3 separate regions of the Homo sapiens genome follow, and regions 1 and 2 are each linked to region 3. A link is a loop called in an ENCODE intact Hi-C map of the cell type or tissue named here. Cell type or tissue: endothelial cell of umbilical vein. All regions are shown on one strand.

Evidence for each region. A loop is a pair of places that touch in the nucleus more often than their neighbours do. Peaks named below come from ENCODE experiments on the same cell type or tissue, not always from the same donor. Only the 100,000 strongest peaks of a DNase experiment are listed, where the experiment ranks them.
Region 1: a loop joins it to region 3, with 4 times the contacts of the local background. A loop is called at or near these places in 2 of 110 quality-filtered maps.
Region 2: a loop joins it to region 3, with 3 times the contacts of the local background. A loop is called at or near these places in 21 of 110 quality-filtered maps.

The regions. Positions count from the first base shown.
Region 1 is chr3:58,045,177-58,053,176 of GRCh38, reverse strand. All of the region lies in intron 1 of FLNB (filamin B), which reads right to left. Among named protein-coding and RNA genes, the nearest start is that of FLNB, 41 kb to the right of the region's middle. RefSeq lists enhancers at 541-835, 3,288-4,487. In endothelial cell of umbilical vein, no CTCF peak of the experiment used is centred here; DNase peaks (open chromatin) are centred at 686, 3,766 and 4,656; H3K27ac peaks cover 7,263 bases.
Region 2 is chr3:58,172,967-58,180,966 of GRCh38, reverse strand. LOC124909485 reads right to left here. Exons shown (of 6, transcript XM_047449435.1): 3 at 7,317-7,428; 4 at 3,121-3,259; 5 at 2,960-3,040; 6 at 1-1,474. The coding sequence ends at 465. Among named protein-coding and RNA genes, the nearest start is that of FLNB-AS1, 6.3 kb to the right of the region's middle. RefSeq lists an enhancer at 2,274-2,323. In endothelial cell of umbilical vein, CTCF peaks have their summits at 3,098 (motif pointing left) and 6,957 (motif pointing right); DNase peaks (open chromatin) are centred at 3,076, 5,296, 6,686, 7,356 and 2 weaker places; H3K4me3 peaks cover 422 bases; H3K27ac peaks cover 1,128 bases.
Region 3 is chr3:57,945,949-57,953,948 of GRCh38, reverse strand. No RefSeq gene overlaps it. Among named protein-coding and RNA genes, the nearest start is that of FLNB, 58 kb to the left of the region's middle. In endothelial cell of umbilical vein, a CTCF peak has its summit at 4,000; DNase peaks (open chromatin) are centred at 1,548, 2,318 and 3,948; H3K27ac peaks cover 3,401 bases.

The sequences.
Region 1 (8,000 bases), 99 kb before region 3:
GTAGACACAGATGGGAAGTCTAAAGTTCAAATGGACATCAGATCTACAGCAGAGAGGTTAGACTACCTGGGTTAACATTCCATTCTGCCACTGAATGATCTCACCCTCTCAAAAACTCCATTTTCCTCATCTGTAAAATGGGCTGACAATGTCTATACCTTGCAGGAATGGTACACACTAAGTACAGTACTGAGAGGCATAAATAGCAGTTGCCTAGCAGAAAAAAATACCCCCATGTACACACAAAATGGAGGAGGCACACAAACTAGACTTGGCACAGGCAGAAGTGTAGAAATGCGAGGGTGACCATGGGGTTTCAGTGCTATAGCTGCTTTAAATCCGGACAGGGCAGGGCATGCCCTTTACACAAAGCTGTGCTCCCTAACGTCCTCTGAGCATACTGTCCATATCATTAGTACTGCTCCTATGCTGTGCCCAGCACTGAAGTCACTTGGGGCAGGTCAGTTCACACACCTCGGCCATCAGCCAGCCCGCAAGCTGTGTGCTGCCACCCTGACTGCTCAGATGACAACCTGCCATCCACACCGATGTCATGACCACGGCACACTAAAGTCTGGAAGCTGCAATTTTTGCAGCTTCTGGGGCTTCTCTAAACAGATAAGACTGAAGTCAGTCTGGTTTTTCTGACCAAAGGCCCTGTTTCCCCTCTTACTCAGCTGTCTTACTCACCGGGCTGGGTGCCACATGACTCAGCCATTGTTAACAATCAAATCCATCCACAGAGAGAAGACCTCAGAGGGGACTCAACAGTGGGCTGGGTCCATCTTAAAGCTGGATCCAAGAGTAGTTTTGGACCCTGTCAGTCCTGTTGGAAGAAGTTCCTAATCTGAAGAAATTCTTGTCCCCTCATATGGTGGTACTAATCTACATGGAGTGATTTTTCCTGATTAATTTTTCCTAATTATAAAATGCCCCACTACAATCAATCCGAATTGTATTCCAAGTGTGGATATAATAAAGCGAGTCGAGGCTGGGCACAGTGGCTCACACCCATAATCCCAGCACTTTGGTAGGCCGAGGTGGGCGGATCACCTGAGGTCAGGAGTTCAAGACCAGCCTGGCCAACAATGGTGAAACCCTGTCTCTAGTAAAAACACAAAAACTAGCAGGGTGTGGCGGCGCGTGCCTGGAGTCCCAGCCACTCAGGAGGCTGAGGCACGAGAATCACTTGAACCCAGGAGGCAGAGGTTGCAGTGAGCCGAGATCGTGCCATTACACTCCAGCCTGGGTGACAAGAGTGAAACTGTATCTCTAAATAAATAAAATAAAGCGAGTCTCTCCCCTGACCGCATCCATCCAGCCCAACTCTCCAACAGGTCAGGGTTGCTCTGTGCTAATGCCGGGGATATGACCTTGGTCCTATCTCAAGCATGGCTCTTCCAACTTCTCAAGCCTTAACACTTCTCCGTTACTCACAAAAATCACTTCAGTCTCAACCCTGGCTACACATCAAAAAGCTTAAAAAAAAAACCCAAAAAAACTGCCCTCCCCAAAACAAAACAAAATCAGCATCTCTTGGGGAGTGGGGCTGGAGTATCAGCAATTTAAAAGCTTTCCAGCTGGGTCTACCTTCGGAATCACTGTGTGCAACTAGACCTCACAGGAATCACATCACAGCAAAATCACTACTCAAGACGACGACCCTTTATCCACATGCAGATGGACACGTAGCAGACCAGAAAAAGTATACAAAGAAAGGGAAAGGAGAGCAAGTACTGTACATGCTTGCAGAACCGGAGGTGCCCAAGGCTATTGCGCAAAGCCTCCTTCAGTGCAGACATGCGGGCCACTTGTCTCAAGGCAACAAAACCACATTCTAACAAAGAAAGGGATGATTCGGCCAGTCCCTTGGAATAAATATGCTGCAATGGTGAACAGTGAACTGGAAGAGGCATGCGTCTCCCTTTTTCTTCTGTAAAAGAGAATAGCCACTAATAGTGAAATCTTACACAAGGAAGCAGAAGGGTGTTAGAGAAGTGAGAGGCAAGCCCATCACTCACTGGAGAGGACCTGCCCTTGATTCCTGGGACAACTCCATGGCATATCCATTTTACAGTGGGGTCAGAGAGACTCAGGGGGTCCCAAGTGACGAATGGCCAGGCTGGGACAAAGCATATTCAAAAGCAAAAGTGTGATCAGGTCCAACTCTTTTGATGGCACAGATTTCCTCTAAAATGCCACTTGCCCAGGCAATATCAGCTACCCACGGAGTGAGTTACCTGAGCATCCCAACAGCAGCGCTTCACCCGCAATAGGAACAAATATTACCCCATTTCACAGAGCCAAAACAAATGCTGGGAGAGGCCTATTTGCCCAGAAGCACATGCCAGTGAGCAGAAGGGCCCCAGAGGAAGCTGTGGAAGGGGGCACAGAGGACCTGTCTCAGCCACCCCATTTCAGGAGCTACCCAGTGCACCAATCTGGAGACTTAGGGTCTTCCAAATTCTAATCTGACATTGAATGTCAGGTGGGATGGAGGCCAGGGTTTCAGAATCAAGCTCAGTGCCTCCCATCTGCTCACCCATGAGTCCTCACTGGTATAGTGTGCAGGTAATCAGTACTTCAGCTGGGCAGAACTGCCTTGGGTAATTGCTTAAGGGGAACCTCCAACAGGCCCAGAGAAATCTGAACCACAAAATCCAGTCCATGATTGAAACTGCCCACCCAGCCCTGGAACCCCTGTTTTTTCCAGAACATTTTACGGGAGACTTCAAATAAAATTAAATGGCTGTAGTTACCATACTCAGTCCTTGATTTCATTCAGGTCCCCACTTCTGGTCTGAGAGCCCACTCCTGCACAGCAAATTACCCTTTAAAAATGAAAAAGAGACCAGGCATGGTGGCTCACGCCTGTAATCCCAGCACTTTGGGAGGCCGAGGCGGGTGGATAACGAGGTCAAGAGCTCAAGACCGTCCTGGCCAACATGGTGAAACCCCGTCTGTACTAAAAATACAAAAATTAGCTGGGTGTGGTGGCACGTGGCTGTAGTCCCAGCTACTCCAGAGGCTGAGGCAGGAGAATTGTTAGAACCCGGGAGGCAGAGGTTGCGGTGAGCCAAGATCATGCCACTGCACTCCAGCCTGTCAACAGAGCGAGACTCTGTCTCAAAAAAAAAGAAAAAAAAAAAAAAAAAGGCATTTTCTATTTCTTCCAATGAACAAGGTAAAAGGAAGTTTTGTGAGTGTCTAAATCCAGAAGACCCTCCTCTGCCCCCATCCACGGGGTCCTCCCACAGTAGTGGGTGAGATCAGAGGGGCAGCTAGGGGTAGATGCCCACAGATTACACGTTTTCTCACACTACCCTGAGCAGTCTAATGAACAGTTTCCACATCAGCCACCCCTCCTCCCCAATTTAAGGGGAGCTGCACAACAGTCCTGACACCCCCTTTGCAGCTCCTGGAGTGTTCCCCGAGAGCAAGCCAATTTTTCCAGGGCATTGGGCCAACAGTGTAATCACAGGCCGTGGTGGAAGTTTCTGGTAGTTCATCAGAACTCAGAAACCTGGCTGGGGGCTGCACACAGGCAAGAGGCTCCATCAGGCTTCCTGTCACAATAAATTCCTCCACACCCTACCTGTGAAACTCCATTCCCATTTATTACCAAAACTGGAGCCCTGACTTTCAAGCTTTTTCCTGAGGCCTGAAAGCTGGCCCTTCCAGCTGATGACATCACTGACAAGCTTCTGACAATGGCTCCCTGGAGCCTAAACCTCTGCTAATACCTAGCAAGGGCACATTCTTCATGGGTGAGGTCATATTCAGCTAATTACTCATCTAACCCCCACCCCAGTGCCCAAGGCCACAGCACGGAGATACCACTACACTTTGCTCCTCCTCCAAGGCCCTTCTCGCAGCTGCAAACACCACCAGGCAGCAAACACAAATGGTGGCCATCCCCGAGAAGGCGGTGGGACGTGGGCTTGGAAGATCGTACAAATAAAAATACAAGATATCAGTTACATATTAATTTAGATAAACATCAAATCGTTTAGCATAGGTATGTCCTACGCAACGACTTGTAACTTGTGAGAGCTGTCTGCCACACTTGGAACATACTTATACTAAAAAGTTATTCATTGTCTATCTGAAATTCAAATTTAACTGTATTTTCTCTGGCAATACACAGTGAAACACAGTGGTGGGAACACAGGTGAGTCTCCAGCCCTTCATTTGGCCTATAGGATTTCCTAAACCATTATACAGGACAACAAATGCTCTACCAAAAACATACACAGAGTGAAATGTACTGAGAAGCTGTAAAAGCCAATGTTTAAAATACAAATGAGAGTTACCAGTCACTAGTTACATTTTAAAAATAAAAATTAACACACATACAAACAATTAACTGCTGATTATGTAAGAGCCATGTGTTACCAGCAGGGTATTATAACTGTAAGATGCTATTATTTTTCCCAAAACAGTTCACCAATGAGTGAAAACTGCTGGGGAACAGGATATTCATGTAGTCTCAAAGATTACTTACCAATTACAATCACAGGTTACCTAATCATTATACTAGGAGAAAGGTATTGTTTCAACAGAGAGCAGGCGGACACCACTTGAAGCAGGTGACCACACTTAGCACCACGAAGTAACAGGACAAACTGAGATTGTGAGCCTGTGCTGTGAGGCAGTGGGAAGTACCTATGACCTCAGGAAGTGCCCTAGCCAAAAATATTCAACTTGAATTTAATCACAAGGAAACAGACAGACCTAGAATGTGGAACATTCTACAGCCGAAGACCAGCTGCACTGGCATCACCGGGATGCTGGCTGGAAATGCAGATTCCCAGGCTCCACCCTGTTCTCCAGAATCAGAATGTGCATTTTACCAAGACCCTCCCAAGCACACTTGAGAAACACCAGTTCTACAAGACAACGGGCCTGATTTCTTCAAAAATGACACGGTCACGAAAGACAAAAAAATGTGTAAAAGGCAGGGGGGCTGTTCTTGATTAAAGGAAAAGTTGAGGTATGTGACTTTGAAACCAAATTCAATTGAGTAATCGTTAATTGGTTCCTGGATCCCAAAAAATGCCATTTTTTTTTAAACTGTCATAAAGGACACTTGGGAGCATTTTGGGAAGTTTTACACAAGATGTTATTACTGTATCGGTGCTAACCTCTTGGGTATGCAGTGACGCTGTGGTTAGAAGAATGTCCTGGGAATGCAGAGACACTGTGGTTAGGAGAATGTCCTTTTTCTTAGAGATGCTTGTTGGAGTATGTGGGGGTGAAGGGTCATGATACGAGCTGAGTACTTTCAAATGATTCAATAAAAAACACGCATGTGGCCAGGCATGGTGGCTCACTCCTGTAATCCTAGCACTTTGGGAGGCTGAGGCAGGAGGATCACTTGAGGTCAATAGTTCACGACCAGCTTGGCCAACCCCATCTCTACTAAAAATACAAAAATTAGCTGGGCATGGTGGCCCGTGCCTGTAATCCCAGCTACTCAGGAGACTAAGGCAGGAGAATCGCTTGAACCCAGGAGGCAGAGGATGCAGTAAGCCAAGATCATGCCACTGCACTACAGCCTGGGCGACAGAGCCAGACTCTGTCTCAAAAATAAATTAAAAAAAAAAAAAGTGTGTGATATGCATCTTTAGAGCAAGTGATAGAGCAAGCAAATATGGCAAAACATTAACAATTGGAGGCTCTGGGGAAGGTTATATAAGAGTTGGCTATAATCTTCTTTCATACTATCTATAAGAGTGAGGGTTTCCAGACCAGCCTGGACAACATAGTGAGATCCCATCTCTAAAATAAATAAATAAATAGGGTTGATTGAGGGTTTCCAATAAATTTGGGAGTGGGAAGGAAACATTATTGCTAAAATGAAAACTGTTAAAATAAGTCAAACATCTAGAAAATAAATATAAGAAAAAAGTTCATTACAACTCTGGGTCCTGAGCATCTATATTAATTAACATGCACTAATTTTCTTGGCAATAAAAGAAAACACACTTTCTTCCAGAAACCAATTTTTCTCTTTGGTGTCAAAACATTTAAGAAAAGCAGCAACCACTTAGGTACAGGGAGTTTGAGAAAGTTTGTCTTTTAATCTCCAAATGTAGAAGTTGGCTTTCCAGGAAAAAACACACCAGGCAAAGTAAAAATAAATCTGAAAACTTTAAAGCTTTATTTGAAAATTCAAATCCTACACATTCCAACACTTGGCCGTAAAAAAGAATAAAGTACAGACATAACATGGCTGAACCTTGAAAACATTCTGCTAAGTGAAAGAAGTCAGTAACACCAGAACACGTGTATGATTTTACCATATGAAATGTTCTGAATGGACAGATCCATAGAGACAGAGTAGATTAGTGGTTTATTGGGCCTGGTTGGGGAAGGGAAAGGGAGAGTGACTGCTAATGGATACAGGGGTTCTTCTGAGGCAATAAAAATATTCTAAAATTGGCCAGGCACAGTGGCTCACACCTGTAATCCCAACACTTTGGGAGGCCAAGGCAGGCGGAGTTTGAGACCAGCCTGACCAAAATGGTGAAACCCCATGTCTACTAAAAATACAAAAATTAGTTGGGTGTGGTGGCATGCACCTATAATCCCAGCTACTCGGAAGGCTGAGGAAGGAGAATCGCTTGAACCTGGGAGATGGAGGTTGCAGTGAGCCAAGACTGCACCACTGCACTCCAGCCTGGGCAAGAGTAAGACTCCGTCTCCAAAAAAAAAAAAACAATTCTAAAATTATAGTGATGATAGTTGCATAATTCTGTGAATATACTAAAAATTGCATACTTTAAAAGGGTGAATTTTATGGTGTGTGAGTTATATCTCAGTAAAGCTGGTTTTGGGGGGATTTTTTTAAAGAAAGAAAATTCCTATAAATTCCTCTAGCCTGCAAGCTCTTATTCTTCCTAGCAGAAGGCAGTATTGTAGTTACAAGTAGGACTAAGACAAGCCAAATCCCTTGGTCCCTGTGACCTGGAACCAAGGAGGCCCAGGTTCTAGCCCAGCCCAGCTACCACAACTCACTGTGTTACCTTGATCAGGGCCTGTCCCTCTCTGAGATTCTGATTAACAGAATATCTTCCAATCTGTAAACCTGGCTGGACCAGAAGGCATCTTGAGGTTCTCCAAGGTATTCTATTAGAACCAACTCAAGTCTTTTTTTTTTTTTTTTTTTTTTTTTGGAGACGGAGTCTCGCTCTGTAGCCCAGGCTGTAGTGCAGTGGTATGATCTTGCTCACTGCAACCTCCACCTCCTGGGTTCAAGGGATTATCCTGCCTCAGCCTCCCAAGAAGCTAAGACTACAGGCGTACACTACCACGCCCGGCTAATTTTTATATTTTTAGTAGAAACAGGGTTTCACCATGTTGGCCGGGCTGGTCTTGAACTCCTGACTTCAAGTGATGCACCCGCCTCAGCCTCCCAGAGTGCTGGGATTACAGGCATGAGCAACCATTCCTGGTCCAACTCAAGTCTTTTACCTCTATTTTACACAGCACAGTTATTGAACTTTCGTGAGCTTAAGAGAATCATAAAATTTCATTTGGTTCATCCAAGATCAAGTTTCAGGTTCACAAAATTGAGTTACTTCCTTTAAATCGGGGGTGTCCAATCTCTTGGCTTCCCTGGGCCACACTGGAAGAAGAAGAATTGTCTTGGCCACATAAGATACACTAACACTAATGATAGCTGATGAGCTTTAAAAAACAAATGCGAAAGGATCTCATAATGTTTTAAGAAAGTTTACGAATTTGTGTTGGGGCGCATTCAGAGCTGTCCTGGGCTGCCTACAGCCTGCAGTCTGTGGGTTGGACAGGCTTGCTTTAGATGGTCTTGGGACTCTCAAACTCATACTCAGCATTGCAACTCAGTTCAGAAGACAAACATGTGAAGGGAACGTCATTTTCAAACTGATCATGGTGAGGATTTTTATGAAACTGTCCCAACAAACTTTTAGGATTCCATTTATGCAAGTAATACTATGATTCCCCAACTCCACCCCCAA
Region 2 (8,000 bases), 230 kb before region 3:
ACCAGCCCCAGGCTGGGAGCTGGGAGGGCATGAATAAAGTTAACTAAGAAGTCTTGGAACCCAAAGGGCTCCCCAGGCCAGATGGATATATAAGGAATGGTGATTCCGTGTGCCCAGTGCTTCTGTGGACTCAAAAACCTGCAGAAGCATGAAGGTGGGCTCAACTAATCTGCTTGGAGGCATCTCAGAAGACTTCCCAGAGGAGGTGATGTGTGAAATTTCATCAGGGTGGGGCAGCAGGAGGAGCATCCCAAGTGGAGAGACCAGAGCATGAAAAGGCCTGGAAGTGTGAAGGTGCCTAAGCACATCCCCAAGGTCTATGTGCTCAGAGGAAGGTGATCCAGGTCCATGAGCCGGGGTGAGGGGTGGTGAAGGATGAGGCTGGGGAGGGAGGCCAGGCCTGCCTGCCAGAGGCCTGGAATGGCAAGATGGTGGTGGCCCTTACCCACGTGCCAGCTGTACTCCTAGGATGACATGACTGGGTACTGGAACTTCTCCTCGGGCTTCAGCCGATGCCGTGCCTGGAGGTCCAGGGCGTGGCCTTGGCCATCGTGGGAGATGCCTGGGAAGAGCAGCTGCAGGATTCTTGGGGAGACCTGCCTCATTTCTAAACTCTCCGGCCTGGTCTGACCTGCTGGCCCCTGAGTTGCTTTTCTGGCCTTCCAGACTCTGTCTCCCTTGGGTGGGGAGTCCTGGACACCCACTCCCTTGGACAGCTGGTTCTGGGCCCCCTTGGTCTCTGGCCATCCAACCTGTACCTCCTTGCTATCACGGGAGCTGGTGGCAGGCACTGGGCCCGCTACCAAGGCTGACCTGGATGGGGCCTGCTGGAGCTGCTTCCTGGGCACGGTCCCCTCCCTTAGGTACTTGTGGCCATCGTTGATCTTCCAGGCAACTTGGGTGGTGGCCTCCTTTTGGATGCATTCCTTCCAGCAGGCCTGGTTCTGGGAGGTCCACAGCTCCCCAGGGGCAGGGAGAGGTGGAGGAGGGAAGAATGGCTCTTCCCACAGCTCTGCGGCCTGTGTTTGGGCTCCCAGAGCCTCATCTCCAAGGATACATGCAGCCGATGAGGGCTGGGTTGCCAAGGCCCTGAAAGAGAGGAGAGGCTGGGCTGCCCTGGGGGACTTGGGGGGTCCCACAGGCAGAAGAACAGACCAGGCTGGAAAAGGGTGCAGAGCCTGGCCACAACCCACCCAAGGTGCCTGTCCTTCCCCCGAGGGACGGGCCCAGGCCTTTACCTTCACACCCACAGGGCTCTGGGGTGGCGCACGGGGTGCTGCAGCCTCTATTCCATTCAGCAAACTCTGATGCACACCTACTATGTGCCAGGCACCCAATGGGGGTCCAAAAAGAGGCCCAGTCTTCCCCGGCCTCAGGGAGCGCTGGACACGCAGCTGAGGAGGTTTCCAGGGCAACTCTAGGGTCCAGCTCCTCAGATACGCAGCTCTGTCCCTTGCTAGCGGAGTGGCCTCATCTGTACAGGAGGGTGAGAGTGGGAACTACCCTTAGTATTGGGAGAATGACACTAGACCAGCATATAAAACACTTGGACAGTGTCTGGCTGGGAGGAAGTGCTCCCTCAACATCAGCTGCAGTTTCACAAGCACCCGTGAGGTGCCAGGTGCTAAGCTGTGCTCTGTGTGCCTTAAACCATCCTCCCCATTAGTAGGCTTTCATGTCCTCCTTTCCAAGTGGGGCAATGGAGGCTTGGAAACCATGTGACTGCCCCAGGGCACTGAGGCTGGTGTGCCCGCTGGTGTGTACCTACTCCATGCCAGGCCCCGGGCTGGGGACTTTACTGTTACATCACTTAATCCTCACAGTGATTTGCAAACAGGCCGTCTTGCGTCACTCTCGCAAATGAGTAAACTGAGGAATCTCTGGGTTTAACCCCAAAACCCACGTCCTTGTGTTACAGACACAAAATTCTCCCAGGAAGTGGGATGGGCACTTGAGAGAGGCGCAGGCAGGGCGGGGCAGGGGAGGACCCACCTGACGCCTCGGCGGTACCACAAAGTCAGCCACCTGGATCCTCACACCTTCTGCCTCCCTGACCAGGGAGAAGGAGGCTGCCCACAGGGCCCTGGGGCCGCTTGCCTTCCACTTTTCATTCAACAAACGTCATTAGCTTCTGACCCTGTGCCAGGCACCAAGCCAGGCTCAAAATGTAGATGAGGAAAGACAGAGCCCAGGTACTTCCTGCTCTCAGGGTTTCACCCTCTAGAAGGGGAGGCAGACGCTTAGCCAGGTTGCAGTGAGTGGGTCAGGGAAGGCTTCCTGGAAGAGGTGCCGTTTGACTGAGACCTGAACTGTGAACATGAGTTAGCCAGGGGCAAAGCACAGGGGAAGAGTGTTGCAGCCTGGGACCCCCCAGTTAGAAAGGCAAGAAAGGCCACGGATGTATAGACTGCCCTCTGGGCCTCAGTCTTTCCACGTGTGAAATGGACTGTGAGGGGTTTGGGAAATTTGGGGAAGAAACTCAGGTTAAGTGGAATAGCTGGGTCTGAGATGCCTCCCCGGGGCACGCACAGTAGTGACTGATGAACCTTTCGCCTGCAGGCTGCCTGAGCAGGAGCTAAGCACCAGTTAGTCATTCTCTCCTGGCGGAGGGCCTACTGTGTGTCCCGGGCTGCAAGTGAACAACAGGACAAAACGCCCTGGCCTCGCGGAGCTGATCCTGCCCTGCCCTGTAACTCGGGTGTCTCCGCGGGCCGAGCCTGGCACACAGTAGGTGCCCGGGAAATGTGCTCAAGTAAATTATGCCTAGGCGCACTTCACATTGGCTCTGTTACTGGGGACAGTGGGGGTGAGGGGTGAAGGGAGGAAGTCAGGAGTTTCGGGGCTTGGGGGCGGCAGGACCCTGGAGTCAATCGGTTGCGGGGCGGAGTCTGCTGCTAGAACTCCAGACAGCCTCTCTGCCCCACCCCCGAAGCTTCTGCGCTGGAGCCCCCGGACTTACCAGCGCAGAAGAAGAGAGGTGGGTGGGTCCCCCTCCTCCTGGTCTGGGAGAGCCCGCGCCTTCCCCACCGCAGGGACTCCGCTCGCGGACGTATTTCGCGTGTCCAAGGCGACCCCTAGCGGTCACTGCGGCCACGACAACCCAGGCAGTCGTCCTCTCACCCCCGAGGCCCACAACTTCCCCGAGAGGGGAGCGGAGCTGGGACGGTGCAGAGAGGCGCTCCCAAAGGGCCGCCTTCCGCGGGCCCAAGGAGGCCAACGGCCCGCTAGGAGAGCCTCCTCTGGCTTCTGTTTTCTGTGTCTGGAGCCGTGCACAACTTCACGGCCCCGTTCCTAGACAGGTTTACCGAGTTTTAACACAGCCTTGACCATTAATGACTACCTGTGTGACCTTGGGGAAGTCACCAAACCTTTTTTTTTTTTTTTTTCTTTTTAGTCTTGCTCTGTCGCCCAGGCTGGAGTGCAATGGCGCGATCTCGGCTCACTGCAACTTCTGCCTGCCGGGTTCAAGCGATTCTCCTGTCTCAGCCTACCAAGTAGCTGGGACTACAGGCGCCCATCATCACGCCCGGCTAATTTTTGTACTTTTAGTAGAGGTGGTGTTTCACCATGTTGGGCAGGCTGGTCTTGAACTCCTGACCTCAAGTGATCCACCTGCCTCTGCCTCCCAAAATGCTGAGATTACAGGCGTGAGACACCGCGCCCGGCCAGTCACTAAACCTTTCTGAGCCTTGACAAACTCTCCTTTAAAAAATGTGATAGTAAGTCTCAGTGCATAGCGTTAGTGTTACTTACGATGATAATTTTCTTACTCTTAGTTTATTAACTTATTTAAGCTCCATCCATCTAACAATCCCTGGGATGGCGCAGTGTGGGAGCAGCCCTCAGGTCTGTCACTGGCCTAGGCCTATGCAAAGGGAAAATGGTGAAGCTCTGAAACCAGGGGACAAGAACAGGCTGGCATGTGGGCTGGAGCCCTCCTAGGTGCATGTGACTCACCCCTTTCTCCTCCCACCTTTCTGGCCACTCCCTGAGGCCACCAACATCCCACCTCAGACAGAGTTCTGTGGTTGGCCCACCCCACCCCACCCACTCCTACTGATACTGCCTAACCCTAATGCCCAGACCAAGACTCTGTCTGCCACACCACACTGCTTTCCTAGGACTCAGAACTTAATGTCTTAGTTCCTTTACACCAATAATAGTAATTTCACGAACACTTATCATGTACTGGACTCTGTGAAATGCCTTTTTTTTTTTTTTTTTTTGAGACAGTCTCGCTCTGTCACCCAGGCTGGAGTACAGTGGCGTGATCTTGGCTCACCACAACCTCCACCTCCTGGGTTCAAGCAACCCTTCTGCCTCAGCCTCCCCACTGGGATTACAGGCACATGCCATCACATCTGGCTAATTTTTGTATTTTTAGTAGAAACGGGGTTTTACCATGTTGGCCAGGCTGGTCTTGAACTCCTGACCTCAAGTGATCCACCCATCTTGGCCTCCCAAAGTGCTGGGATTGCAGGAGTGAGCCACCATGCCTGGCCTGAAATGCTCTTTACGTATATTTTGTCAGTGAGTTCTCAGAACACTCTATGGGGTGGGTCCTGTTACCCCATTTCATTGGAAAGAAAACTGAGGCACAGTTTTCTGTGAAGGATCAGTGACCTGCCTGCCAGAGGTCATGGCAGGGCCAGGATTTGAATCCCCAGCCCAACCTTAGAGCCACCACGCTTAATGGCTTCTCCATAAGCCTCCCTTTCCCTAGCTGGGGTGCCCCTTCCAGTCTGCCTTGGGGAGCCGAATCTCTGCAACACTCAGGCAGTCCCTCTCTCAACAGCTTTGGGTTGAGGAAAGTTTGCCCAGGCCAGTTGCGGGGTGGATGTGCTGAGCGGGAGGGAGGCAGGGGGAGATGCCTTTCTGGAGTTCATCTGATTTTAGAATGGAAGTTTCCCATTATTTCCGTATTTTACAGATGAGAGCAGTGAGGCACAGAGAAGGTGACCGCCTGAGGTATCTCGGTTGGTAAGCAGCAGCGCTGGGCTTGGAATCCGGTTTGAACCTGCAGCATGTGACCCGCTGTTCTCTGAATGCTGCTGCTACACGAGGTTATTCTGCTGCTATGGAGCAGGCTGCTTGTAGCTGGGCCTGAAGCTGGCATTTCCAGGACTTGGTGCTTCTGCTGAGGTTTTCTCCTCCTCTGAATACACCCTGCCGGGGTTCAGCACCAGCTTTGCCCTAAGCACGTCCACTTCCTAGAAAGGGAGGGCAGCCCCCGACAGGGAGAGGTGTTTTGGTATCTTGGCAAGGCAGTCAGGGCAGAGGGAGAAACATGGGCAACAAAAGGCTTGCAGATTCTTTCATCTTTGTACTTTGTCCCGGGGAGATAAGCGAGTCCAAAATACAAAACACCCTTGGATATGTGGATCCGTGCCACAAGTCAGGCTCGTAGATTCTCCATTTCCTGCCTGCTCTTGAGAGCTCTTGAGGAAGAGAGAAAAAGGGTGTGAGGGCTGTGGAGTAGGTCTCCCTAAATTCCATGCCCATGAGCCGGTCCCCGTGGGCCTGGGGGCTCAGACAAAAGCCTTATCACGAAGCAGAGAAGGATCTCTTTGTTTAGAAAGATTCCTCCCACCATGCGTTAGGCAGCATCCTTAGGACAAAGCCAGAAAAATAAACTGAATCCAGGCTTGCCTGAGCCCTTACTGCCCCCAATGTGACATTTTTACTTCCTCAAATTATGATTTACTACTGTGAAAGGGAAAAAATACCTGCATAAGATACTAATTTCTGGGAGTTTTCATTCGTGAAATATACAGATTATACAGCCTCTTCCCCCTCCAAGTTAATGGAGATTTGGAAAGACTCCATCTCTTTCCTTGACTCTACTTCCATAGGGCTGAGAACTGAGGCTAATGCGCACTTCAGTTAACAGCAACACTCCCCATTTTTAATATAAACTTGGCGGGTTGACAAGGATCAAGCACTCATTTTGCCTTTAACCTTTATTCTACTATTTGTTTTATTTTTTTTTAGATGGAATCTCACTCTGTTGCCTAGGCCAGATGGAGTGCAGTAGCACGATCTCAGCTCACTGCAGCTTCTGCCTCCCGGGTTCAAGCAACTCTCCTGCTTCAGCCTCCTGAGTAGTGAGATTACAGGCTGCACCACAACGCCCAGCTAATTTTTCTATCTTTAGTAGAGAGGGGGTTTCACCATGTTGGCCAGGCTGGTCTGGAACTGTTGACCTTAGGTGATCCGCCTGCCTCGGCCTCCCAAAGTGCTGGGATTACAGATATGAGCCACCGCATCCGGCCTATTCTGCTAGCCTATTCTGCTAATTTTTAAGTCTGTGCAACTTTCAAGGGAAATTAAATCCCGATATGCCCTACTCATTTTACACCAAAGTCATCAAAATGTGGCTTTCAACGCCCCTTTGAAGTCCTAAAACTAGACTTGGTCAAGAGGCCCAAGTGTTTTAAGTGCATCGGAAACAAAGAAACATGTTAATAAAATGTTTCCTTCTTGGCAGCATCCTGGTGAGTGCCTCCCTGGGTTGCAAAGGGAAATGTGATGAGGAAGAGGTGGGCTTGTGTGCTTTGAAGTGGGCAGGGCCTGGGAATCTCTACAGGGCAGTGCAGCTGCTGTCCGCTTCACCTCCATCGGCCCTGTCCATTCCTGGTAGGAAAGAGGCAAAGTCAGTAGTGAAAGGTGGAAAGAAAACACAAAAGTCGGAAAGGACCTGGCACCAGGCCTGTCCGGGGTCAAGTTTCAAAGTTTTCAAGGTATTTGCACAAACAGCTGGTTTCCATAGCAGCCAAGCCCAGGTGCAGGTAAGGGTTGCCCTGTGGTCCTAGCCATTGACTGATAAAGAGGTGCATCCCACCCTGGGATGTCTTTGATGTAACAGGAGGCAGTGGCTTCTAGTGGGGAAATTTACCCCAGGGTAACATCACCATCGCTCCCATGCAGGGGACAACCAAGTGTAGCCCCAGATGCCAACAAGCAGCCAGGGGGCGGCCTTCTGCCAGGAACATCACTTCCAGCAGGTGTTGGTCACAGACAGCAGTGGCTGAGACTCTGGCAGGGAATTGTTCCTTACAGCTCCCTGTGGGCTCTTATTTGATCCTCACGACCACCCAGAGAGGTGAGGCAAGGCGACTTCCCCAGGGCCACACAGCTAATGAACGGCAGAGCCAGCGTTGAAGCTCTGGGGTGCCTGACACCAAAGCCCATGCTGTTAATTTACAAATGCTGCCTCCCCCAACAGAAAGCCGCCAGGCTTCACAGTGGAGAGACCAATGGCTGCGCCCTGTGCTCCTCTGTGGGCAAACTAGCATGATACTGTGGCCCGGCCAGACCCCACCGGGCAGAGCCTGAATGGACTCTTTGGCAAGTGGGGGAACTGCCCGCCACTGCAGAATCCCGAAGCCCACGGACCTTCTCAGATAGGAGTCCAGGAAGCAGTGCTTCCTGGTGCAGGCCACAGATAAGGCTGCTCCCTCCGGGAGGAGAGGACCTTTCCTCCACTCTCTTCCTCCCTCCTCTCAGAGGCAAACAATTGATCCCAATTGACAGCCAGGTGTCAGAAGAATCCAGTCTCCCTTCCCTGCTTTTCTCTCCACCCCCAACCCCCATCTGGAGGGCTGGGGGCCCAGCCGTGATTTCCCATCACCGTGGCACCTGCCGGGGCCTATCTGGGGACTCCTGTTTCCACAGCGGTATCACCAGGGGGTAGAGCTAGCACCCTGGGGTCAAGAAGGCAGGGGCCTAGGGTCTTCCCCCAAGTGAGCTTTGCATCTGCAAACATGTCATTGCAGCACCTGAGGTGGTAGTGCCATCTGTAAAGCGGTATCACTGCTGTGGGGTGGGGAGGAGGCGGAGACAGAGGAGGAGGAGGTGGGGGCGGAGGAGGGGTGCTAGGTACCTCGTAAGCATTCAGCAATCAAAAGCTCTTCTAGAAAAAGGAGAAACAGGCCAGTCGCAGTGGTTGACGCCTGTAATACAGCACTTTGGAAGACCAAGGCAGGGCGGATCACTTGAGG
Region 3 (8,000 bases):
ACACGGTGAAACCCCGTGGAGACTTCATCAAAACAAAACAAAACAAAACAAAAAACAAAAAGAAGCCTTGTTCTCTTCCAGGCCTGAAAAGGGGAAGACTCAAAGTCAGGGAGGGTGTGTCTGAAAAGGGGCCTAGAGAGTCCGGGCCTGACCCCTCCTGGTTCAACGCAGAGCACTCTCAGATGCACTTAGGGTCAGGCTTGGGCAGGGAATGGCTGCAGCGGTCCCACCAGCCTCTACCTTTATTCTACAGACAATAATGTCAAAAGCAGCTGCAGCAGCAGCAACAGTCACCACTCAGGGCCTGGCCTGGCCTGGCCAGGCCATGTGCGGTCCACCTGAGAATGGAGAAGTCTGGACGCAGATGACAGGAGCCCCTCGCTTCCCAAAGATCAACGTGCAAGGCACTTCCTAAGTGCTGACAGTCTTGCTCCACCCAGCAGGGATGTGGAAGGCCAGACCTGGTGTCTGCTTAGGCCTCTAACCTCAGGGAGGCCTTCTGTTTCTCACCAAGCCAGCTCTAGTTCTAGCTGGAAAGGCTGTTGTTCCCAACTTTTGTTTCTGGGCCTCTAACTGCCCTGTCAAGCTTACCCTGGGTTATGAGTGTTCATAAAGGAAACTGCCACCTGCGTCAACTCAAAAGTGACTGAGAAATTACCTTCCAAACTAGACCCAGGATGAGGAGCTAGGAAAGAGCTCATTCACAAAAGCAGGGCAAGTTGGGAAGTGGGGACAGGAAGCAGGGCTGGCCTCTGCCTACAAGTCACCTGGGCATGTGACCATCAGAGAGGCTTCCTTTATCCTAATCAGGAACTGCCCTTGCCCTGTTTTCTGGGGACTGGAAATTTTCCAGCGTGTCCATCAGGAACAGCCTATCTCACCAAAAAAGCGGCAAAGCTGTGTCTGCAGGTGAGAGTGATTCGGATAATCATCATCATCGTCAGCAGGAAACATTTATTCAGAGCTTCCCATATGCTGCTCTAAGCACTCTCTGATAGGCTGTGTACCATTATCACCCCCATTTCACAGATGAGGTAACTGAGGCCCAGAGAGGTGAAGAAATGTCAGGAGTCACACACAGTGGCGGACAGAATTGGGAACTGAATCCTGGAAGTTGATTCCAAGGTCTCTCTTTATACCCTACATGGTACTGACTTCGGAGGTGGAGATGCCCTGTCTTTCACTGAGCCTTCACTGGCTGACACTGAATCCCAGAATGCTGGGGACAGATCAAAGCTGACATCAACGTTGCCTGTTGCTCTGTTCTTTCCAGCACCCCAAATGCCCCTATCAAGCCAGGGGTCTGTGGTGCTGAGTAATGAGAAATGAGTTTGGTAATGTAGGTGTTAAAAGTTGAGTTGTGTCCCCAGCAAAAAGATATGTTTAAGTCCTAATTCCCCAGTACCTGAGAATGTGACTTTATTTGGAAATAGAGACTTTGCAGATGTAATCAAGTTAAAATGAGGTCATACTAGATTAAGATGGCTCTAAATCCAATCACTGGTGTCCTTATAAGGAGAGAGTTGGAGCCTACAGATACACAAGGAAGATGGCCATGTGACCACAGAGGCGGAGACTGGAGTGATGCTGCTGCAGGCCAAGAATGCCGAGGACTGCCCGCAACCATCAGGAGCTGGGGGAGAGGCATGGACAGATTCCCTCCAGTGCCTCTCAGAGGAGCCAGCCTTTCCGACACCTTGATTTTGGACTTCTGTCCTCATGAACTGCAGAAGAATGGATTTCTGCTGTTCTAAGCCACTTAGTTGGCGGTAATTTCTTATGGCAGCCCTAGCAAACTAAAAGAGCCACTTTTTCAAATCATCTCTTAAACCAGCTTTGTCCTTTTGTTGGTTTCCTTGTTAATGAATTAAATCAATCTTTGACATGTGGTCACTCTATACTTGTATGAGACCCCTTCTGAAAATTATACTTTGCTGTAGCGCAGACCCAGAGCTACTATTTCAGTTTACTCTGCCAATTTGCTGGCAAGCAACGTCCTCCACCAGCCATGCATCTGTCCTAGGCACTGGGAAAATCCAGGCTGAGCCCCCAGCTCCCCCTGGATGGTGGTCCAACCAGAGCTTGGCAGGAGCAAAGAGCTTTCGCAGCTTGGGCTGTTTTTAGCAGCTGGAGGGGCAGAGGCAGCCTGGCAACAGAAAGCTGAGAGGTGGAGGGCAAGGGGAAGTGTGACCTTTTCAAACCTAGCCACATTCGAGGAGTGGAGCAGAGAAAATACTCGTAAATCCATATCTGACATGCTGGGTGCTGAGGCTCAGTGACATGAAGCAGGCGGCCAAACAGCCCACTGAGGACAGTGAGGTCATCTTGAGGCTGAGTCACTCAGATTGGCAGAGCAGTGTGTGCATGGAGGAAGTCAGTTTCCTTTGCACCAGACAGAGCGGGATTCGCAGGGTGGGCCTCAGAGCCCGGGCCTCAGCCCTTTTGCCCTTTGATTCCCCAGGCTTCTGGGAGGAGGCTTAGGTTCCAACCTGGCTCCTTTCTCAGGACAGCTTTAGAACTGAGGCATGTGGTGAGAAGAGGGGAGCGGGGGCTCAGCAGCTGAGTTTGAACCTCCTCTCCTTCACTTACTGAACTGCATGATCAGGAACACCAATCTGACCTTCAGTTTCCTTCCTTGCAAAATTACTCCTTTTCCATAAGTGGTAATTTTATTTGGGCTTATCATTCTCATGAGGCCTCCATGGGGTCAGGGATGAGAAAGCACAGGGTCTAGCAAGAAACTGGCACATAAACATTAAAAAAAAATTTCCTCATCTTCAAATGTGACTCCCTTGGCTTTTTTGAGGAAATCATTCTGAGCAGGAGAGTGGAATGCAAAAGCAATTTAAATAATTTTTTTCCAAAAGTGGAAAATATCTTTTTTTTTTTTCCTCTGTCTCACTCTGTTCACCACAATACAATCTCCACCTCCAGGTTCAAGCGATTCTCCTGCCTCAGCCTCCTGAGTAGCTGGGATTACAGGTGCCCACCACCACAACCAGCTAATTTTTGTATTTTTAGTAGAGACGAAGTTTCACCATGTTGGCCAGGCTGGTCTCGAATTCCTGACCTCAGGTGATCCACCCGCCTCAGCCTCCCAAAGTGCTGGGATTACAGGCGTGAGCCACTATGCTCAGCTGAAAATATCTTTTAATTTAAAAAGTTACTTCATTCTGTCAATTCGAAGACGCACATTTTTTTCACATTTCAACATCTCAAAAATGCAGATGTGTCTAATAGATGACACATTGTAGCAGTTTGCTTTCAGGGGAGTACAGAAAATAATTGTCTTTCAATCAATGGCATCTTAGACTCAGGAAATGTGGTCTAAAAGGGATATATGTTCATTGTGTAAAGTTTTTCTAATTATTATTATTATTTTATTTTTGAGACAAGGTCTCCCTCTGTTGCCCAGGCTGGAGTGTAGTGGCCTGATCACAGGTCACTGAAATCTCAACTTCCCCAGCTCAAGCAATCCTCTCGCCTCAGCCTCCTGAGTAGCTGGGGCCACAGGTGCACATCACCATGCCCAGTTAATTAAAAAAAATTTTTTTTTTGTAGAGACGAGGCCTGTGTTGTCCAGGCAGATCTTAAACTCCTGAGCTCAACTGATCCTCCTGCCTCAGCCTCCCAAAGTGGGGATTACAGGCGTGAGCCACGGCACCCAGCACCGTATAAAGTTTAGACACACAGAAGTATACATAATAAAGACTCCCTGAGTTCAGCTCTCCAGAGAATACCACCACCCTAGAGAAAGTCCACTTTGTGTGCAAGAGCATGCTTCTGTTTTTGTTCTAATTGCCCAGAAACTCTCCTCAGACCAGTCACCCACACCTTCTCCTATTTCTGAGAGCCAAATTAATGCTCAACTAAGGATAGCAACACATTATAAATTAGGATTTCATGATTAGTCACTTTCCCCACCCCCAGCCCACGTGGCTGGCACCTTTCCTCACTGCCCAGGCCTGTCTGGAGTGGCAGTGCAGTGCCCTGTGCTGACCAGAAGGTGTGGGGCTGAGGAAGTCAATGATTCAAGCCTTTACAAAAGTGTACGTGCAGTGCAGTTTGTAGTTTTATTATTTGCAGGTGACAAAAATCAGGGTGGTGTGGGGCCTGAAGGGTTTGGAAAGCTGGAAAGTACTGGGAAATTAGAAAGGTATGTCTTGCTCAAGAACTGGTTTTGTTTCTTGTTTTTGAGATGGGCTCACTCTGTCACCCAGGCTGGGGTGCAGTGGTTCGATCACTGCTCACTGCAGCCTGAGATTCCCGGGCTTAAGTGATCCTCTTGCCTCTCAGCCTCCAGAGAAGCTGGGACTATAGGCGTGCACCACCATGCCTGGCTAAGTTTTTTATTTTTTGTAGAGGTTTCACTATCTTGCCCAGGCTGGTCTCCAACTCCTGGCCTCCCACCTTGGCCTCACAAAGTGCTGGGATTACAGGCGTAAGCTACCACACCCAGCCTCAAGGACAGTTTTTTTTTTTTTTTTTTAAACCATCATACAATTTAGTAGAACCACCAGCAGCACCATGCTCAGCTCTATGCCAACTTAACCAAACCAGGAAGAAGGCGTTCACTTGGCCCACAGGAGGTCAAGGGCTGTGTGAGCTTGTGCCGACTCTGCTGAACAGGTACTAGCTATCAGGAGCAAAGCGTTGTGAAGGATTCTGAGATCCACGTCTTTCCAAGAAGACAGGGTCAATGACTTGTCCAAGTTCATTTGACTACCAATCGGTGGAACCAATCTGGAATGCAGTAGTCTATTGTCAAGCAAATCCAGGGCTCTTTCCACCATGCCATGTGGTGGCCTTCCGAGGGCCACCCTCTCCTCACCCCCATCAGCAACATTAAAAACTCTTCTTTGCCCTGAGTCTACCTCTGTGGCTTCATGTGGATCGCAACTTCAGCAGGAGACTGAGATGAGGGGGAAGGGGAAGGAGGCGTGGAAACCCCAGCCTGAGGGACCTCTGGCTATGAATGAGGCTTCTGTCTGCCTGCGCTGTGCGTCTGGAATTTTGTATGAAAGCAATGAACTGGAAGGAGGTGAAAGCACGTTCGCAAAAGCAAGGCCACCACAGGCCCTCTCCCTTGCTTATAAAAGACTTGCTTTGTTTCAGGCAAAGCAAAGGAGAAGCTAGGGATATGCTGAGGTTTGGTGGCGCTCAGGTGTTTGAGGTTAACGTGCCAATGACTAGGAGGAGGTGGCCATCAGAAAAATCAGGAGCCCAACCCGAACCTGAGGTTTCGGACTCCTAATCATCTTCACAGCCATGCTCATATTTGTGTAATGCTTTATAGTGTGCGGAATGCTTTCTCAGACATTTTCTCAACAGAGGGAGAGCTTAGGGAGGGATGAAGAGCGCCGATTCATGCAGCCTTCTATCTGGCTGTCTGGGTGACTGTGGTGTGCCAGGCACTGTGGATGCTGTGCTTTGTTCATCACTGTCCCCATCCTTAGGAGTCTGACGGATGGGTAGAAGTCCTGGCCTCCCTGCCTGCCAGCTTCAGGACCTTGCACAAGTTAATCAATCGTTGTAGCAGCTGCAAAAGGGAGAATGACAGTGGCTGCCTAGCAGGGTGGCTGTGAGGATTAAAGGAGCTCTGGGGGTGAGGGGCCTGGCTTATGACAAGGCCTTAATCGATGGTGGCTATTAGCCGTCATGGCCAGTGAGATGCGAACAGTAAGGCTGGGCACAATACGGTCTAGCCTGGAAGCATCTGGGTATGCCTGGATGTCATTCCCACCTAGAAAAACGGTATGGTGGTGGGCAGCAAGGGGTTACGGGGAGTTGCTGCATCGTGTCAGGCAGGCTGTGGACTCCTGGTGGGAGGGGCCCACAGGGCTGGGGAATGCTGGTTAATAGAGTCCAAGGAACTGTGCGGCTTTCCACTTTAACCACAATATACAAGTACTGAGATCGAATGAGGGTCAAATTGTATCATTCCTCTCCTCCATCCCTCCCCTAGGTCCCCATCTCACTCAGAGGAATAGCTACAATCCTCAGAATGACCTACAAGGTCCTACACAATTGGGTCCCCACTACCTCCCTGACCTCTGCTCCTCCGGTTCTCTTTCTTCCTCTCTTTGCTGGCCACAAGGGCCTCCTTGACCATCCTCAAATATGCCAAGCACGCTGTGGTCTCGGGGCCCTTGCACATGCTGTTCCCACTGCCAGATATGTTCTTCCCCCAGATATTTATTTTATAGTTCCCTCATTTCCTTCAGACTTCTCAAACGCCATCTTTTCAAAGAGGTCTTCTTTGACTACTTTATATAAAATAGCAACCCGCTGATGGTGGTCCCTATCCACCACACATGCTGAATCTCCCCCCACCAGAGCACTTATTAACCTATGACATATTTAATTAATTAATTTATTTTGAGATGGAGTCTTGCTCTGTCACCCAGGCTGGAGTACTGTGGTGCAGTCTTGGCTCACTGCAACCTCTGCCTCCCAGGTTCAAGTGATTTTCCTGACTCAGCCTCCCGAGTAGCTGGGACTACAGGCATGCACCACGCCTGGCTAATTTTTGTATTTTTAGCAGAGATGGGGTTTTGCCATGTTGTCCAGGCTGGTCTTGAACTCTTGACCTCAAGTGATCCACCCACCTCGGCCTTCCAAAGTGCTGGGATTACACGTGTGAGCCACTGTGCCCGGCCCTGTGACATATTTTATAACATATACAAGCATGTTATCTGTCTCTTTCTCCACTAGAAATGTAAGTTCCATAAGGGCAAGGATTTTGTTTGTTTAAGTGTTAGGACTTAGCACTATGTTTGGCATGCAACGGGTGCTCAAAAAATATTATTGAATGAATCAATTACTGTTGAGAGAAAACAGCAGGCTGCTATACAGTGGTATGGCGGGAGTCCTTTTTCATCACCTAGAACTAATATTTGTTTGAGATTGCTTCATGTAAGCATTGACTAAACCCTTTACATGCATTAGCTTATTTAAGCAGGTACTATTATTATTATTATTTTTAGATGGAGTCTCGCTCTGTTGCTTAGGTTGGAGTGCGATGGCATAATCTCAGCTCACTGCAACCTCCACCTCCCGGGTTCAAGCGATTTTCCTGTCTCAGCCTCCTGAGTAGCTGGATTACAGGCTCCTGCCACCACGCCCGGCTAATTTTTGTATTTTTATTAGAGACGGCGTTTCACCATGTTGGTCAGCCTGGTCTTGAACTCTTGACCTCGTGATCCACCCACCTCAGCCTGCCAAAGTGCTGATATTACAGGCATGAGCCAACGCACCCAGCCCAGGTACTATTATTATCTCATATTTATTTATTTATTTATTTATTTATTTTAGAGGGAGTCTTACTCTGTTGCCCAGGCTGGAGTGCAATGGCGCAATCTCGGATCACTGCAACCTCTGCCTCCTGGGTTCAAGTGATTCTCCTGCCTCAGCCTCCAGGGTGGCTGGGAATATAGGCACCCACCACCACGCCTGGCTAATTTTTGCATTTTTAGTAGAGATGGGGTTTCACCATGTTAGCCAGGATGGTCTCGATCTCCTGACTTCATGATACGCCCGCCTCGGCCTCCCAAAGTCCTGGGATTACAGGCATGAGCCACCACACTCAGCCTATTTTTTATTTTTTAACACAGAGTCTCACTCTGTTGCCTAGGCTGGAGTGGAGTGGTGCAATCTTGGCTCACTGTAACCTCTGCTTCCTGGGTTCAAGCGATTCTCCTGCCTCAGCCTTCTGAGTAGCTGGGATGACAGGTGCCTGCCACCACGCCTGGCTTTTTTTTTCTTTTTACTTTTTAAATTTTTTTGAGCCAGAGTCTTGCTCTGTCACCCAGGCTGGAGTGCAGTGGCGCGATCTCGATACACTGCAAGCTCCGCCTCCTGGGTTCAAGTGATTCTCCTGCCTCAGCCTCTCGAGTAGCTGGGATTATAGGCATGCACCATGTCCGGCTAATTTTTGTATTTTTAGTAAAGACGAGATTTCACCATGTTGGCCAGGCTGGTCTTGAACTCCTGACTTCAGG